Linked DNA regions of Mus musculus: region 2 is linked to region 1. Evidence: chromatin loops called from intact Hi-C (ENCODE). Cell type or tissue: gastrocnemius. All regions are shown on one strand.

What was found. Peaks named below come from ENCODE experiments on the same cell type or tissue, not always from the same donor. Only the 100,000 strongest peaks of a DNase experiment are listed, where the experiment ranks them.
Region 2: it touches region 1 in a loop (1.9-fold over the local background); 5 of 42 quality-filtered maps call a loop at or near these places.

Annotation. Positions count from the first base shown.
Region 1 is chr8:78,622,676-78,630,675 of GRCm38, forward strand. All of the region lies in intron 5 of Slc10a7 (solute carrier family 10 (sodium/bile acid cotransporter family), member 7), which reads left to right. Among named protein-coding and RNA genes, the nearest start is that of Gm39203, 48 kb to the right of the region's middle. In gastrocnemius, no CTCF peak of the experiment used is centred here; no DNase peak of the experiment used is centred here; H3K27ac peaks cover 729 bases.
Region 2 is chr8:78,569,169-78,577,168 of GRCm38, forward strand. The region is part of intron 4 of Slc10a7 (solute carrier family 10 (sodium/bile acid cotransporter family), member 7); the gene reads left to right. Among named protein-coding and RNA genes, the nearest start is that of Slc10a7, 64 kb to the left of the region's middle. In gastrocnemius, no CTCF peak of the experiment used is centred here; a DNase peak (open chromatin) is centred at 3,593; H3K4me3 peaks cover 2,348 bases; H3K27ac peaks cover 2,930 bases.

The DNA.
Region 1 (8,000 bases):
TACCACACCCATCTGATGTTATATAATCAAGGGAATAGGTGCTGCTTAGAACACGGATTCCATTCAGCGAGTATTCCTTGAGTGTCATAACCTCTTAGCTGCCTTCATTGCTGTTATTATTATAAAGCATGTGACACCAGTGTGAAGTCATATCTCAGTGGCCATCGTAGCTCGTTGTTGATTCCTTCTAAGCTTCACGTTGCCCAGATTTAGAACAGGAGAGTAACCTATGGTGATTGAGAGAATGACATAAATTTGGAGAATTTGCAGAGGACTATGTGGATCAAGACTTATGACATGGCCTGTTTACTGTTACTAAGAAACCGTCCAGTCTCCGAGAATCACCTTGAATTACTTGCTCATATCTATTTACTTTCCTAAGTCTTCTGAATTGATGATGGAAAGCAAAACAGAGTGATCACTGCGCCGACAGCAGTGCTTGCAAGCTGTGACAGGTGCAGCTCTGAAGGTCATCATGGAGAAGATACTGTAAGGACTTGGGAAGGTACCAAGGAAAGCAGGTTTCATCCCTAGCAAAAGCTCCAGCCCACCAGGATGAATCTAAGTAGATCTTGATGTATGGAGATATTTGGGGCCCATGATAGAGAAGCTTTTGTGAGTCTAGATTGAGTTTTGGAATTTTACATTGTTCAAAGCTGCATACCTTCTGATGAGAAAACACAATATATAATGATTGATTTTTATGTGAAATTTAAAAATGATTTGATTTAAATGCTTTTGGAATATTTTCACTCTCCTGAGTTCTGGAATTTAGCCATTGTTATATATTAAGAATATGTCTATACTAAGGACTTCTCAGGACAATAGCATCTATCCTGGCTCCTTATAAAATAGCTGCAAGGCTTTTTTTTAGTATACCATGTTAATATCTACAATTCTTCTGGTCCTTCACTATGCCTTGAGCAGTACCATTTGAAGTCAGTCTTTTGTTTTTTGTTTTTTTCATTTTCAAGCCAGGGTTTCTCTGTATAGCCCTGACTGTCCTGGAACTCTCTTTGTAGACCAGGCTGGCCTCGAACTCAGAAATCTGTCTGCCTCTGCCTTCTAAGTGCTGGGATTAAAGGCGTGAGCCACCACACCTAGTTTTTAAGACACATGATCACTATTTGATGATGTGCATTCTGTGATTTCTGTAAATTTACTGAGTATTAAAATGCATGCCGGCTCCCTATAGTCACTGAGGGTACAGACAGGGAAATGGCCCCAGGTCCCCTATCATCTGCCCTGTGCAGTCCCTGGAAATCTGTAAGCTATTGAGTGAAGCTGTCCCTGAACCAGTAACTGCCCCATGGTGTTCATGTCCTGCAGATTCAGGAATGGCACTGATAGGGATGGGACCAGTTAGAAATTGATCACCACACCCAGGCCTGGAGCAAACTGAGCCTCTCCCCAGGAGAGTCATCAGCTTCTAAAAGCTTACCCAGGAAGGTAATTACGTGCACCTAAGGGCCGCATGCTGCTGGAAGTGCACAGCACACTCATGCTCCATAACAGGAAGTTCACAGCACATTCGTGCTCCATAACAGGAAGTGCACAGCACATTCATGCTTCATAACAGGAAGTGCACAGCACACTCGTGCGCCATCACAGGTAATGGAACTCATACACTTCTGCTTTTGGTTTGGTTTGGCTTTTAGGATTTGTTTTCTTTTCTTTTCTTTTCTTTTTTTTTTTTTTTAAGATTAGCATTTTTATTGTGTCTCAAACACTAAAGGTCTTTACAATTGTTTTCTTTCATTTCTCTCCCTACTGTTCTCTGTATAATTCATGTCATCTGTGTTTTTATCTAACTTTTTTAATATGACTCTATTCTTATTTTTATTGGATATTTTCTTTATTTATATTTCAAATGTTATCCCGTTTCCCAGTCTCCCCCCTCCCTCCCCCCGCCTCAGGCCCCGAATCCCATCCCCCACCCCCTGCTTCTATGAGGGTATTCTCCCACCCACCCACAACCTGCTTTTGTAGAGGTAAAGCATAACCAAGCCCTTGCTGGATTAGAATTCATTAGTATCCCACATATTTAGAAAGAGCTTATGCCTTCCCTAAATATGGGAAACATTTTATTTTTTCTTCTGAATTTAGAAATCATATTTGAGGGTAAGGTCTATAAGCCGTTGACCCCCAAGTGCTTCTTAAAGAGATACTGAAGAGCTTGCTTTTGCAGAGGTTAGCACTGAAGCTCAGCGCTCTATTAACCAGTGGGGAGTAAAGAGCATGGAAAGTCCCCCGGGTGACTGAGAACACAGGCGCAGCTTAGGGGCTGGCCTCCAGAGTGGGCCATCCAAGGGTGGTTTTTAAGAACAACTGCCTAAGGCTGTCTTGGGGCAAGTGCTTGGGAGAAGAATTTGCTCCTTTAGGGGAAGGGAAAAGAAGCCCTTGCTTCCCTAAAGATGGATGGCTCCTCTTTGTCTGACCAGAGAGTGGCACTGACGGATTGCAGAGTGTGTGATAGCAAACCTTGCTGGTCTCCAGTGAGGCTCAAAGCGAGCAGTCTGTTTGGGATGAGTTATCTGTAATCTCTGCCTTTCCCCCGGAGAGGGAGGGGGTGACTAATTGCAGCATCCTTTAACAGTAATTGAGACGGATTGAGGGCGGAAATGAGCGATTAACCTTGAGCCTCCTCCTGACACTGCAAACCGTCTGGTCCTGTAGAGTAGGTTTCTGGGGGGTGCCTTGGTGGTTCAATTACACAGATGACCATATAGCTCTCATAATTAACTTAAGGCAGTGTGTTTCCGCCCTAACTTTTGAGATGTTTGTTGCTCTGTTGACGTCATTCCAGGAATGAAACTTTTACAGGGTGACAGCCAGAGGCAGATTTACTAAGAAGCTAATGAAGGAGTACAATCCCCACAGGCCCCTTGCTAAGTCCCGGAGCTACTTTTGGACCACCAGGATGTATGAAGTTCAGTTCCTACAGAAGAACCGGGTTCTGTCTGTGGGGTAGAATTCTCTTTACAGATAAGCAGCTGACAGACAGATTGGAGATTTTGCTGAAATGGTGGGCAGGATTCCCTTACTCAGGAGATTTTGAAACTGTTTAAATTTAGTAAGTCTACTATGCCTGTGTGCCATAGCTACTCTCTGAAATTATAGAAATTAGAATAACAATTTCTACTTTTATGCTTCTGTAAGTAAATATTTTATTCTTTCATTAAAGTGTTAATAAAGTTTAAAAGGGAAAGTATAGGAAAACTGCACAATATAATAATCATAATGGTAGCTGGGCAGTGGTGGCACACACTTTTAATCCCAGCACTTGGGAGGCAGAGGCAGGTGGATTTCTGAGTCTGGCCAGCCTGGTCTACAGAGTGAGTTCCAGGACAGCCAGGGCTACACAGAGAAAGCCTGTCTCAGAAAAGCCAAAGGGGAGGGGGAATGGTAACATATAGAGGTACTGGCTTATATATTTGTGTGTACTGATACAATTGCATATAGGGATCAGATGGCTTTGCTGCAAAGCATGCCAGCTACATTCTGCACTGTGATGGCGACGCTCTCTGCAGCTCTTCTGCACCGGCCACGTTAGTGCCCCGTGTGAAGCAGGTGCTCGGAGCTGTGCGGCTGAAGCTAAGTACACTGCTGAGTGGGATGATTTTCTAAACTAAAAAATAAATGTTGGCAGTTTGAAAAAAAAAAAGCAAAATACATTACCTAAAGATAATGTTTTATACATTGATGGTAAGTAGCTTTTATGAGACAAAGTTCTCAGTTTAATCAGAATTTCTATAATCATCATCTTGTAAGTGTATGTCACAAGTCTACTGGCACAGTGTCCCTCAATTACTAAATGCATAGCTAACTCTGGCAGCGTGCATGCCTTTGTGGAAGACTCACATATACTCAAAGAAAAGGGCATTTTCCCCTTAGGTTTTTCCCATAGTTGTCCATTTTGGTTTCCTCCCTGAGAGAGCTGTAGGTTGGCTCAGAGGGATGAGAGCTAAGAATCGCTGGGTCCAAGTGAATTTTATTCAGTCAGTTGTACCTTTCGCTACACTTCTGTCCATAGCTAGTTAAGTCGCTTCCTTCCCAGTGGATATCAAATTTTGCTCAGATGCCTTTTAAGAAACAGGAAGTTAGCTGTCTTGCTTGGTCTCTCATGGTCTCTTCCGTCCTCCTGGGATTTAGACACTGACAGCTATTTGGCAAGCAGCTATTTGTGTAGCATGAATAACTGAGTGAACTTTGAACTGTATAATCTGTCGAGAGCCAGGCCACTTTGAAGCTATAAGGAACTTCATATCCCTCAGCTAGGAATCATCTATTTGTCCTGAAACTCAGTTGGCACAGCACTGAGAAGCAGCCAGGAGAAGAGTAGACTCCTATTCACATGGCCTTTGGAAAGAGTAATAGATACAGAAGTGGATGCTGTAGTGTAGAGCAAAGGACTCCCCAACTAGCTCTGACTTTCAATTACAACATGTTTCTTTCAGGTAACTGTTTCTCCAGCTTGGAACCTTTGTCTTCGGGAAGCTAACTCCTCATTTCTCTGAACTTCTCAGTTATTCAACCTTATAGGCAATGAAATGAGAGAATATTTCTTTTTTGATTGTTGAGATTATAATGTAATTACAACATTCCCTCTTCCCTTTCCTCTCTCCACCCCCATATATCCCTTATAATTCTCTTTCAAATTCATGACTTCATTTTTTCATTGTTATTACATGTATCTATGTCTATGTATATACTTATATTCCTAAATTCATTTTAAACTAGTTATCTTAGTACTGAACACATTTAATTGTACCGTCTGCAATGGTTACAGAACTAAGTCCTATTGGCGATCCAGTCTTCCAAGGATATGTTTGTGACAGTGATCTCTCCAAGGCTCCTGAGCGACCTGCTTCAATAAACAATCGCAGGAGGTGCTACTGTCTCATAAAGATTCGCTTTGATAAGAGTAAGAGATAAGTAATTTCTGGGAACAACATAACCATCTATAAACACCAATGGTTATAGACTGTTTTGGGCTGTTGGACAGCATATATCCAAACACATAGAGCCTTGATGGTTTGGTGAGTGTGACCATAAAATGGAAGTAATTTGGGCTCTATTCCTAAACTCCGCAATTCTGCTAGGTCAGTTCAGACAGTCTCCACAGGAAGCGGACATTGAGGTCAGAAATTGGGTCAAAGCCTTTTAATTGTGAGCCTCCGCTCTGCCTCTGGGCTTGGGTCAATAGCCTCAGAAGCTCTGATGTAGGCTGGAAAGGGCATTTTATGGGGGCTCAGGTGGTCGACTAGACTGTTCTAATGCTCCATTGTGAGTCGCAGATTATCTGCTTTGCAGATTATCTGATCTTCTATCATCAGCCTTCCCACTGGGCTTTCGGTTGCCAAGGCCAGACAGACGCAGTCAGTTGGGCACGGTGAACTCTACGCTCCCTTCGCAGATCCAGATGCCAATCAGCCACAGCTGTTGGGGGTGGTGACTGAGGCCTTTTTGATGGTATTTTCTCAACCTTATTCTGTATTCTCTGTAGTTGACTAAACCTCATTTTATTCACATCTCTAAGAAATCTGTAGGCTGGAAATCAAATCTGTCACACAACCCATGCAAAATGAAACCAGCTAGAACAGCCTTGCTTTGTCCACTCTCTTCAGCGTAGATGTAGCACTCCCAAGTGTGTCAGTGTCTTCTCTGGACATCCATGAGGCTCTCCAGTCTAGGCTGCCCTTAAGCGCCTGCTCACCCAAGCTCTGCTTGATGAAGAGATAGGGTGCTTATCTATGTGCATCACAGTGCCCTTGGATTCAGGGGCAGGGGAAAGCTATATTGTGAATTACGTTTTTTGTTAAAGGCCAGTATATTTGTATCATTTGTTCTTGTTTTTGTAAACAAAGAGAGAAAAGAAGGGCTAATGAAGCAGAGGCAAAGAGACAAACACAAAGAGACTATGCTAACCTCTCTGGTCAAGTGGGGAGTATCCCTGATAAATTCTTGATTACTAGTTTCATTTCTCTTGGCATACAAAAACATCCTTATACCTTATGTGCCAAAAACAAAGGTTACATACTCCCGTGTATTGATCTTTGGTCTTAGCCTGGATCCTGCCTTCCTCCCAAGTACTGACTCCCCTCCGCTCTCTTCCCATAAAATGCATTCTCTTTCCCGAGTAGTGCTTCTCACCGTTCCTAATACTGCAACCCTTTCAAACAGTTCCTCACGTTGTGGTGATGTCCAACCATAAAATTAATTTGTTGCTACTTCATAAGTAATTTTTGCTTCTGCTATGAACTATAATGTATATGTGACCTGGATTGATGAGCAACAGTTTTTGTCTTTGGGAACCCAGGACCTATCCTTTCTTCGGCAAACCATTAACGTGGGTCAGTTTCATATTAGCTCAGCAGCCTTCCTCCTTATAACACTGCAATGAGAACCTGTGAGTGCAGGCTTAGCTGCTTTTATATATACCACACACAGCTCACAAGTCCACTTACTTCCTCATGAAGCTCCTTTTAATATGAATCCCTTGGTTCCATCCTCTTCTACTAAAATTCTACACAGCCCTGGAAGCTAATGTCTGTTCTGTTCCTGTGGCCCCTTCCGTTATCCACACTCCATTTGGACCAACCAAGTGGTTCCTGGCTTTGACTTCCTAAGCATTTGCCAGAGATACCCACTAAGATCAAAAACAACACTTCTGTGATACAAGTCAGTAAAATGAAATTCAGGAATGTGGTAGCAGGGCCCAGAGAGGTAGCTCAGTGGCTAAGAGAAATGTCTCAGTGGCTTAGAGAGAAGGCTTGGGGACACCTGTAGAAGGCCTGGGGTCAGTTCCCAGCACACGCACGACCACTCATAACATCTATAACTCCAGTTCCAGAAAGTCTCATGTGCCCTCCCACCTCCACAGGCAAACACTCACACAGAGAAAAATAAATGTAAGAACAGCTCAAACTGTAAACCCTCTTTCCTTGGGTGTCTTGGCACAGCAGCAGAGAAGGATGCGCCGCCCGAGTCCCGCTGTGGCTGTAAGAGGTGGATTTGGATGCCTTTATTCTGTCCTGTGACTCCTTATTTGCATTATGTCACATTCCTGCTGCACTGTAAGATAATGAGTGAGGAATCTGAGAAGTCCGTTCAGGAATGAGCTGTGTCCATCCTTGGAACCTCAGTTCTAGAGGGAGATAAATATGAATGCACTGAGGAGAACATTTGGTTAGGGGAGTCTGAGTTTGTTTCAAAACCTAAATCTGAGGGATTTGTATTAAGGCACTGTTATGCATGCCATTCACAAATGTGGTTATTTTTACTTTCTTTTCTTGCAAAGAACATAGATTGCTTTCTCAAGTTACCAGGAAAATGGCCAAATTAACCTCTGAGGTTGATTGCTAGATCATCTTTCCCTGGCCGTGATATGACTTACTGACTTTATCTCTCTCCCTTCTTTCCAAGTAAGCACTTGGAAAGATGAGTATTAGTGATTTTTTTGTTTTTTGTAGCGGTCACACACACAAGCGTGTGCGCACACACACACACACACACACACACACACACACTCTACCTGAAAGAAGAGAAGACTAGAGGGTAATTGTGGGAAAGGAGTGGTTGGGGTTAGGGCATTCCAGACTGTGGTGGCAGGAGCTTGCCACATGGCTTCTTTACATCTTGTCAGAGCAGGAAGCAGAAAGTGATTCCAAAAATAGGGGTGGTCTGGAACCCTGAAGACCCACCCACTCTTGATGCTTGAGTCCCCAACTTCCAAAAACACCAGCTGGGAGCCAAGTTTCAAACACTTGGGAGCCTGTGGGGGACACTTCCTATGCACACCACAGCAGGAAACAGGAAAGAGCGTGAAGCGTGAAGCAAAGAAGAGTAGTGCAAAATAAACGCTTGTTTTCATAAAAGCAAGTTTTCTTGCAGATGCACCCTGAGTTCTGTGAAGGAAGGGGGAAGTGAACCAGCGGGATTCTAACGCTGCCTCCGTATGCCCGGCAGTTCTGGGTCCTTTTGCTGTGCCTGCCTGGCCT
Region 2 (8,000 bases), 54 kb before region 1:
GCACCACATATTGCTGTTCTTTTTGAGAGCCAGTTCACCAGTTACCACCACTCAGGACTTGGAATGGAGACATCGAGGGGCCCCTCGTGAAAAAATAATCTCCAGTATGTGTGTTAGGAAAGAGACGAGCTTGGTATTGAAAGTGTCATTTCTAACTTATATTCTAAATCTGAAACTCTAGAAGAACTGCTCCAGCTGCTGACTCTGAAGACTATGAAGGGTGGACAGGCCTTGTTGTTAGTGACGCCAGTGATACCCTTTTTGAGGAAAAGGGCCTGGATTGGGTGGCTGATAGAGGGCCATGGCAGCTCTGCGACTGCGCTATGTTGTGTTATTTCCCTGAAGACGGTAGGAAAGCTACTTTACTGCTAATGAAAAGGTGAGGAGAGCCGTTGCTGAGGGATTGATCCATTGCCCTCTTAAGCAGCTCTGAGATCTCCTGCCCTAATGGATGGAAAGGAGCAGAAATTTCAGAGTCGAGAAGAAGCTAGAGTCTAAAACTTGAAAGAAACCCTAGATTGCTTTGACAGAGGTTGTCACTTCCGTTTTGTGGACGCCCTTCTTCACACAGTGCCAAGGGAGTTTGTGGGCCAGATTTTCTCCTGGTGTGCTGAGAGCTTTGTCCATGGTTGGCATTGAATAGAGCGTCCATTAATTGATCAGAGAAATGCTAGTTGTATGCCACTAGGAGATATTGACACGCCCTGTAAGGAAAATGGGGTCCTTCACTGCCAGGTTTTCTTAACCCTTTAAAGTCATTGACTTTGTTTTAGGCTGTCGTTCTTAACTGTGACTCTATAGGCTATTAACTTTCTGTATTCAAAAATACAAAATAAGCTTAACAAATTTGTGTTGTACAAATGAATAAGTAGAGGGATATTTGGTTTATTTCTTTTTGTGGAGATCAGATAAGATTAAGAAAAACCAAACTTCAAGGAGTATCAGGAAATTGGTATATCAAAAAAATGTCAAGTACTATGTCACAATCTAGCTGATTTCTGTTCCAAGACATTGTAGATATTTATATGTGGTTATTATGGTATAAGCAAAGCAAATTTTCTGTGTTTTGAGTGGAAGACTTGATATGCTAGTTTGTACCCACAGTTCATTCTTTCAGTAGTGATGGTTCAGTGAAGAAGGCCAGGTAGGTCTGCAGTCCAGTCAGTCAGCTTCAGCCAGACCCTGACTGAGTCCTTCCGATGTAGACACACTCTTGTGCTTTGTTTGCTTGCTCAAAGCTTGGTGAGTAAGACTCTAAGTATGCTTAATATCTAACACTTATTCCATGTTTTCCTCCTTATTAAATATATTGACAATACAAAATCCTTAAAAATCAAGGAATAGCATGAAGGAGAAAATGTTTATAGTCCCATTCTCCCGCATAACCATAAACGTTTTATTATATTGGCCTCTGCATATTTATTTCCCTATTTATAATCTAAGTGTAAAAGCCACTGTCTATGGATGTCTGTTTAAACTGGCCAGTGTGGCAGAGAGGCCAGCAGAATGGCTAGATTGGACTTTCTTTCTGGCTCTCTGCGAGCCCCATGGCCTCGGGGAGGACTTCTCTCCTCTCCGGAGTTTGATTTCTTCCTGGTAAAGGGCTTGCCGGCAGATCTAAGGATCCTGGCCAGGAGAATATTCAGATTTTATTGAAACTGAGATTTCAGGAGGAAGTCACATGCATCTCGATGGTAAAGGACATTTGCAAGTCTTCCTCTAGGCTGCAGTGACATTTTACTTTTTTATTATGTACCAATTTCACTTAAAGTAACTGCTTCTCCCAGAACCGGAACCAAAGCCTGAATTGGTGGATCTATTTGAGTTGATAAATGTTCTGAGGAAAATGTGAAAAGGATCCTTTTAAGCTGACTAGAAACAACTGCAGACTCTGCACCGTTTCTGGTGCCTGGTATTTTATGGAAAAAGCAGGCCAGGGAGCAAAGCACTGTAGCTGTTATTTGATTCTTTTTGCACCTCAAGAAATTGATTTTGCCCTCTGTCTCTGTCTCTGCTCATCGTGAGAGTAGATTGGTATGCAAGGGCTGTTGCAAATCAGGCACCGAGCTTTAAAAGTGTTAAAAGGCATCTGCTTGTCTTAGAAGGGTCAGTTTGCACATTAAACATTGTTTTTTTTTTTTTTTTTTTTTGGTTGTTGACCAGTTAAATGTCCTTTTACTTTTACCATTTTGTGTTAGGACTTTTTTTCTTATGCATTTTAACGGTTATTTAAGAGTCCCCATGTGCTTAGAAAAGAATCTGAATATATGTGCCTTAAAAAAAAATAAGCCTGGTGCAAACAATGTGAACTATTCCATCAATACCATCAAAGGACCAGGAGCTGGAGTTGGAACAATATGTAAAAATACAGCTTGTGAAAGATTTCCTTTATTAACTGTCATCATCCACAGAATATATGTTCAAATAAACGTTGTGTAATAACTAAATTTGAGATTAATAGGCCCCTTAAGAAACAGCGAAGTCATTGAGAGTAGTCACTGAAAAATAGGCTGTAAGCCTGCGCCATGCACATATTGTCCTGCTTACATGCTCTCCCCGGTGTCGTTGCCATTCGTCACTGTCGGCTGGCTCCGCTCTCATTAAAACACGCCAGCACAAGAGCAACTTAATTTTCTTAAGAGAAGAGGACACCTGATTCAATTTAGTGCTCAGGAGCAGGAACTTGCATCTTTTTTTCCCATGCCTGAATTGAGAGGAATGGATACAAACAAGAATGGCAGCACTGTGTACCTCAGGATAAAGGCTCTACAAAACAAAACCGCCAGAAGTGGACCTGGAGAAATTAGAAAGAATCACTCCTGGAACAATAACTTGATAACAAACATTTACTCTCAAGTAGGATATGTATCAACGTTTACAAAAATAGTACTTGTGTTAATTCTAGCAGTGGTTTGTAGACTAAAAATTGAAGTGTTCCAAACTGAGTCTTTCTTTAAATTGGTGAATGCTTTGTAACCAGACTATCGGCTTCTTCTTTGTGTGTACTATTTGTTTAAAAGCTGTTTTATTCCTAAGGGCATAAAGGTAGTTTTTAACTGTCTCTCTCTATCTCTCCCCACACCCACCCCCCAGAGAGGACAGCAGCACCTTGGGAAGGGCCTTTTTGTGGGGTTACAGAGGTTGCTTGCTCTTAGCTCCTGGGTCGTTTGTGTAGGAGTATATCTAGATGGGCAGGTGACATTCCACTGTCTTGTTTAAGAGTAAATTTTACATTCTAATTGTTTTTCATGAGACTGGCTGGTCAGATAAATCACCATAGAGTTTTAGGACTTCATATGTCTGAATGCCATAAATCGTCAGCCAGGGCTGTTGGGCCGATTGTAAAAGTATGGCAGGTTTGCTTGCTTGCTTGCTTGCTTCGTTTAGTGTGTGTGTGTGTGTGTGTGTGTGTGTGTGTGTGTGTGTGTGAGAGAGAGAGAGAGAGAGAGAGAGAGAGAGAGAGAGAGAGAGACAGAGACAGAGACAGAGACAGAGACAGAGAGAGGCAGACAGTGGATTTTGCCAGGAAACATGGAAGGTAGAGTTTTTGCCAGAAACTCAGGGTACCCATCTGAGATGGTAGGCAGCTCCCTGCTCTCTGCCAGATTTCTGACCTGGAACACGTGCCACACTTCCCACATAAGGAAATGTGACCTGTGGTCACATAGACACAGAGTTCTCCATACTGATGAGGTACCTAGATGCCCTGAGAGTTTAGCCAATAAGCTCCTCCTTCCTCCCTACAAAAGGTTTTGAATCTCTGGTCCACCCTGAGAACTTTGTACACATCCATTTTCCACAGCGGACAACCAGTAATCCAGGACTGTCTCTTCCATCAAGAACGACCTTTGGGAACATGGAGAGGCCTTTGCCTTCAGAGCTGCAGTTAAATCTCCCTTAGAAGGCCCATCTGTGCCCCCAGACAGCTGCCACATCACCTTCCCTGATGAGCTAAGCCAGAGCTCCCAGTCCTGGCCCCTGGCTAGACACCCTCCTCAGCCCTTGGGTCCCCAACCGTCCTTGGCCTCATTCAGGCCTGTGGACCTTCAACACTTCATCCCCGACTCCTCTCTGCTGTCCCCAGTGGCGCCTGGGTGACTGGGGAATCAGGGAATACCAGCTTCGGCTTTCCATATCTTGGACTGTGTTTTCCCATCCCCGGAGAGGTGTCTCAGTGCTCCCCTGAAGCCCAGCACCCAGGTGTTGGTTAAGTGCCGTCAAGCTCCCGGCATTTCAGCCCCCAGCAGCTATGCCCAGTGGCAGGGTGGAATGAGGACCCACATGTGTGTGGATGCATGTGACCTTCCTGTGTAGAGGACAGGACGACCTGTGGGAGTTGGTTCTCTCCTACAGTATGGTTTCCAGAGGGCAAGTTCAGGTTGTCAGGTTCTGCAGCAAGTAAGTCTCCTTGCTGAACTATTTTGCCCAGGTCCCCAGTTTTGACCTTTTGTCTCCACGTTCCTTGCAATCCGCATTGATCAGCAGTCATTGAACAAGATTGAGTAGATGCGGGGTGAGGAGTGTCTGTTTGGTTTTGCTGATCTCCTCTCGGGTCATGGGACTGACTGTAAGGCATAGAAGCTTCCAGATGCACTTTTGGAGACGGAAGGGCATAACCATTGTAGGAAGTTTAAGGTCAAGCTTTGGAGATCCAGAGGTCCGCGGTAGTGAGCGATAGGTACCCATATCTGTGGTAATGTTTGGCATCTCTGAGAAAATACTATCTAGAGCTTTTTGCAATTCCCTCAGGCCTTTTGTGGAGTGCTTAAGCTTTCTGTTTTCTTTGTCTTTATTTATTTATTTATTTTTTACTTGTTTTAAAACAGCCACATCTTTTCCCTACCCCACCCCCACACCCCCCAGTTATAGACTGTAGCTGCCATCTTCCCTTTCCTGTTGTCTTTATATCACAGTAGGAACAGCTTTGGCCAAGACATGCATCTGTTCTGCTCTGGAAAGACACAGAGGAGCCAGGAATCACCACAGCTAATCTCTGAGTGTCTCAAATCCTGCTTGTCCATCTCCTGGTAGCATCAGGTCACAGGGGGTCAGCTGCTGCAGCAGGCCCTGTGTTACTGGTCACTCTGTCATAGGTGCAGGGTTTTGTTCCTCCTCTCTGCATTGACCCTCACTGTGGTGGCCAGAGCCCGGCCTCACCACCACGGGCATGGCTGAAGTGTCAGCTGCTGTGCTTGACCGCGCTGCTGTGACCCGACTCCTGTGTGTCTAGGCTCTGTTTCATTTTGTTTTTGTTAAGTGCGTAGTGATCTGCTTCAGCCCTTCACTGAATGTAAGAGCTGTAAACCTGAGGTACTTCCCACTCCTCCCTGGACAGCTACACCATCACATCTCATGGTCACGTGCTTAGCAATCTGAATTTGCTCATTGTTACTAAACAACCCATGGTTCTTTACACTTCACTCCAGCCTTTAATCCTTCCGTCCAGACTGCTGTTGCCACAGTCTCTTCTTCAGTGTGGTCTCTCAAAGTGAGTCCAGAACAAAGGAGCCTGTTCTGAGGCATCGCTTTGGCTCACGTGGCTTTGAGATAACCTTACACCATCAGGGAACTGAAGCATACTTGGTTCAAACTCCCACCCTTTCCCCTTGCCCTTGTCTTGTTGTGGTCTGTTCTAAGCAGCTTCCCATCTTCGTTCCCAGACAGAAAACAAGTCCCCCTCTCTGCTTCATGCCTTCTCAGGTCTAAAGTACAGGTGTCTAAGAGCCCTCACAGCTGGGCCCTCTGCTCCTTTGCAGTCAAGCATGGGGTGTGGTCTACCCGTCAACCAGTATAAGAAAGTGATGCTCGTTTTGGTTCTGTGCAATTTTTATTGCTTCCATTGTTGTTTGCTTGTAAATGCCTCTCTTCCCCCCAACTGGAGAGGAGGGAGGACAGATGAGCCTTCTCTGCAGAAAGAAGAGGAAAGGCAAGCAGGGCTTCCAGGACTTTTCATCCATTATTCTTCTCTGTGGTTTCCAGACTCCATCTAAAGTGCAGAGGAAGGGCGCCTTGACCAAGTTTTGCCATCTTTTTGCAGGTGTGAGATTGAGTTTGGCTTCTGACCTGTGTGTACCCTCCACATGTGCTCTTTACCTTAGAGCATTATTAGGAATTCAGGACAGCTGCAAACATCCTTTTAACATCTTAGAAACATTTCCTTGTACTGTAATCCAGAGTCAGGATATTCAGCAACAAAAGCCAAGAGCTTCACAAATTACTTGTAATAAATTATTCTTGTTTTATGTAAGTGGTGGGTTTTCAGGTTTTTTGATTTAGTAGACATATAAGGGAACAACAGAAGGACCACCTCCAAGACAGACTTTGATATAATACCATGAGAAGCCCGGCAGTGTTCATATGTCAAAGGGACTAGACATGTTTCTGTAAGTCCAGAGCATGGAAGCTGGGCAGACCCCTGCATCCTGGGATGTGTGAGCTTCAGGCTTTCCCTAAAGTAGGATTTGACAGCAGCATTCCAGTCAGTAGTGGGAAGGAGTGTGTCTGTGGCTTCAAAGCTCCCCACCCCAGTTGTTTCCAGGTTTAAGGAAATTTATTTTAAATGATTACAGATGGATTATGAAGAAAATTGAACTTTACCAAGTAACTTAACAAAGTCATGTTGCATAATATGTCATAAAGTATCACTAAAATACCTTATTAGATACAATGAAAGCAACACACACACACACACACACACACACACACAGGGAGGGAGGGAGGGAGAGGAGAGAGAGAGAGAGAGAGAGAGAGAGAGAGAGAGAGAGAGAGAGAGAGAGAGAGAATATCTGAATGAATACAGGGGGCTTCTTTATTCTTTACCTGAAACAGAAAAGGGAGAACAGGAAAGGCCTGAGGTCCCAGTAATGTTTGTAGTGTTATATCCCTGGTGATCTAACTTCCTGCCAGCATGTTCTGTGCCCAAAGGCCCCATCGGCTGGGGACCAGGCTTTAGTAAGGGGGCCTCAGAACAAGATTCCAAGTGCAACAGTAACCAGTGCTGTGCTGTAAACCCAGAGTCTCAGGTTCAGAGCATGTGGCAGCTCATGTCTCAGTCTCAGGTCATGGGTCTTGTGTTTTCTTTAAAGATTTATGAGGCATCAGATCCAGTCTCTGTCAGTCCTTGGATTCTTCTGTCAAGTGTAGTAGGACAAGCAAGTAGACAAGCTTAGGAGAGGTGGATTTTGGAATTTCAGGACGCCTTCTTTGTTTCTTGAGTTCTGGGAACGTTCAGTTCATGCTTAGGGTGAACTTCACCACACTCCTTCCTTAGGAGACCTTTGCCTACAGTGGGGCAGGGAGACGTGTGAGCAGAGGCGAATAGTGTGACAGGCGTCATGGCGGAGAGAAGCCCAGTGTCCTAGCAGCTGGCATGGGTTTGTTCAGGCCACCTATGAGTGCAGTGCATATACACTAATGTATGTATGGTGCTGGCTCACTGAAAACTAGGAAGGGTGGTTTCTGAGCTGATTTGTTAAGATAATTGTGAGTTGCTTACGTCCTGCCCATCCCCTTGATGGGGGAATTAATCATTTTAGGTCAGAGAGCAATGATGTAAGAAATATTGTGATATCATGAATTTGGGAATCGGGACTTGTAGTATAATGGGGTAGGGAAGGAAATGGAGGGAGCTCTGTTTAGTGAACGCTTTGTAGACTTTGTGAAGGTGCTGGATAACCCTCCCCATATCTGCGAACGCTGAGGTCATAAACATTAAACTGCATAAATGACAGTCTCAACTCTCACAGTGGCAATCCCCTCCTGGACTACCGTTGTACAGCGGGCCTCGGGCTCTGTTCAGCTTCACCTGGTCTTTGGAGCACCCAGAACTCTAAACCAGTCATTTCATAAACGCTGTTGGCTTACTGCCTTGGGGGTGGCCCAAATAAAAATCCAGACCTATCTATACAGCCTGAACACAGTCACAAAGGCAAACTGGGGAGACCGGGTCCTTAGGTTTCCTTCAGTGAGAGGTTTGACTTCTGAGTTCTACCTCTAGTAAC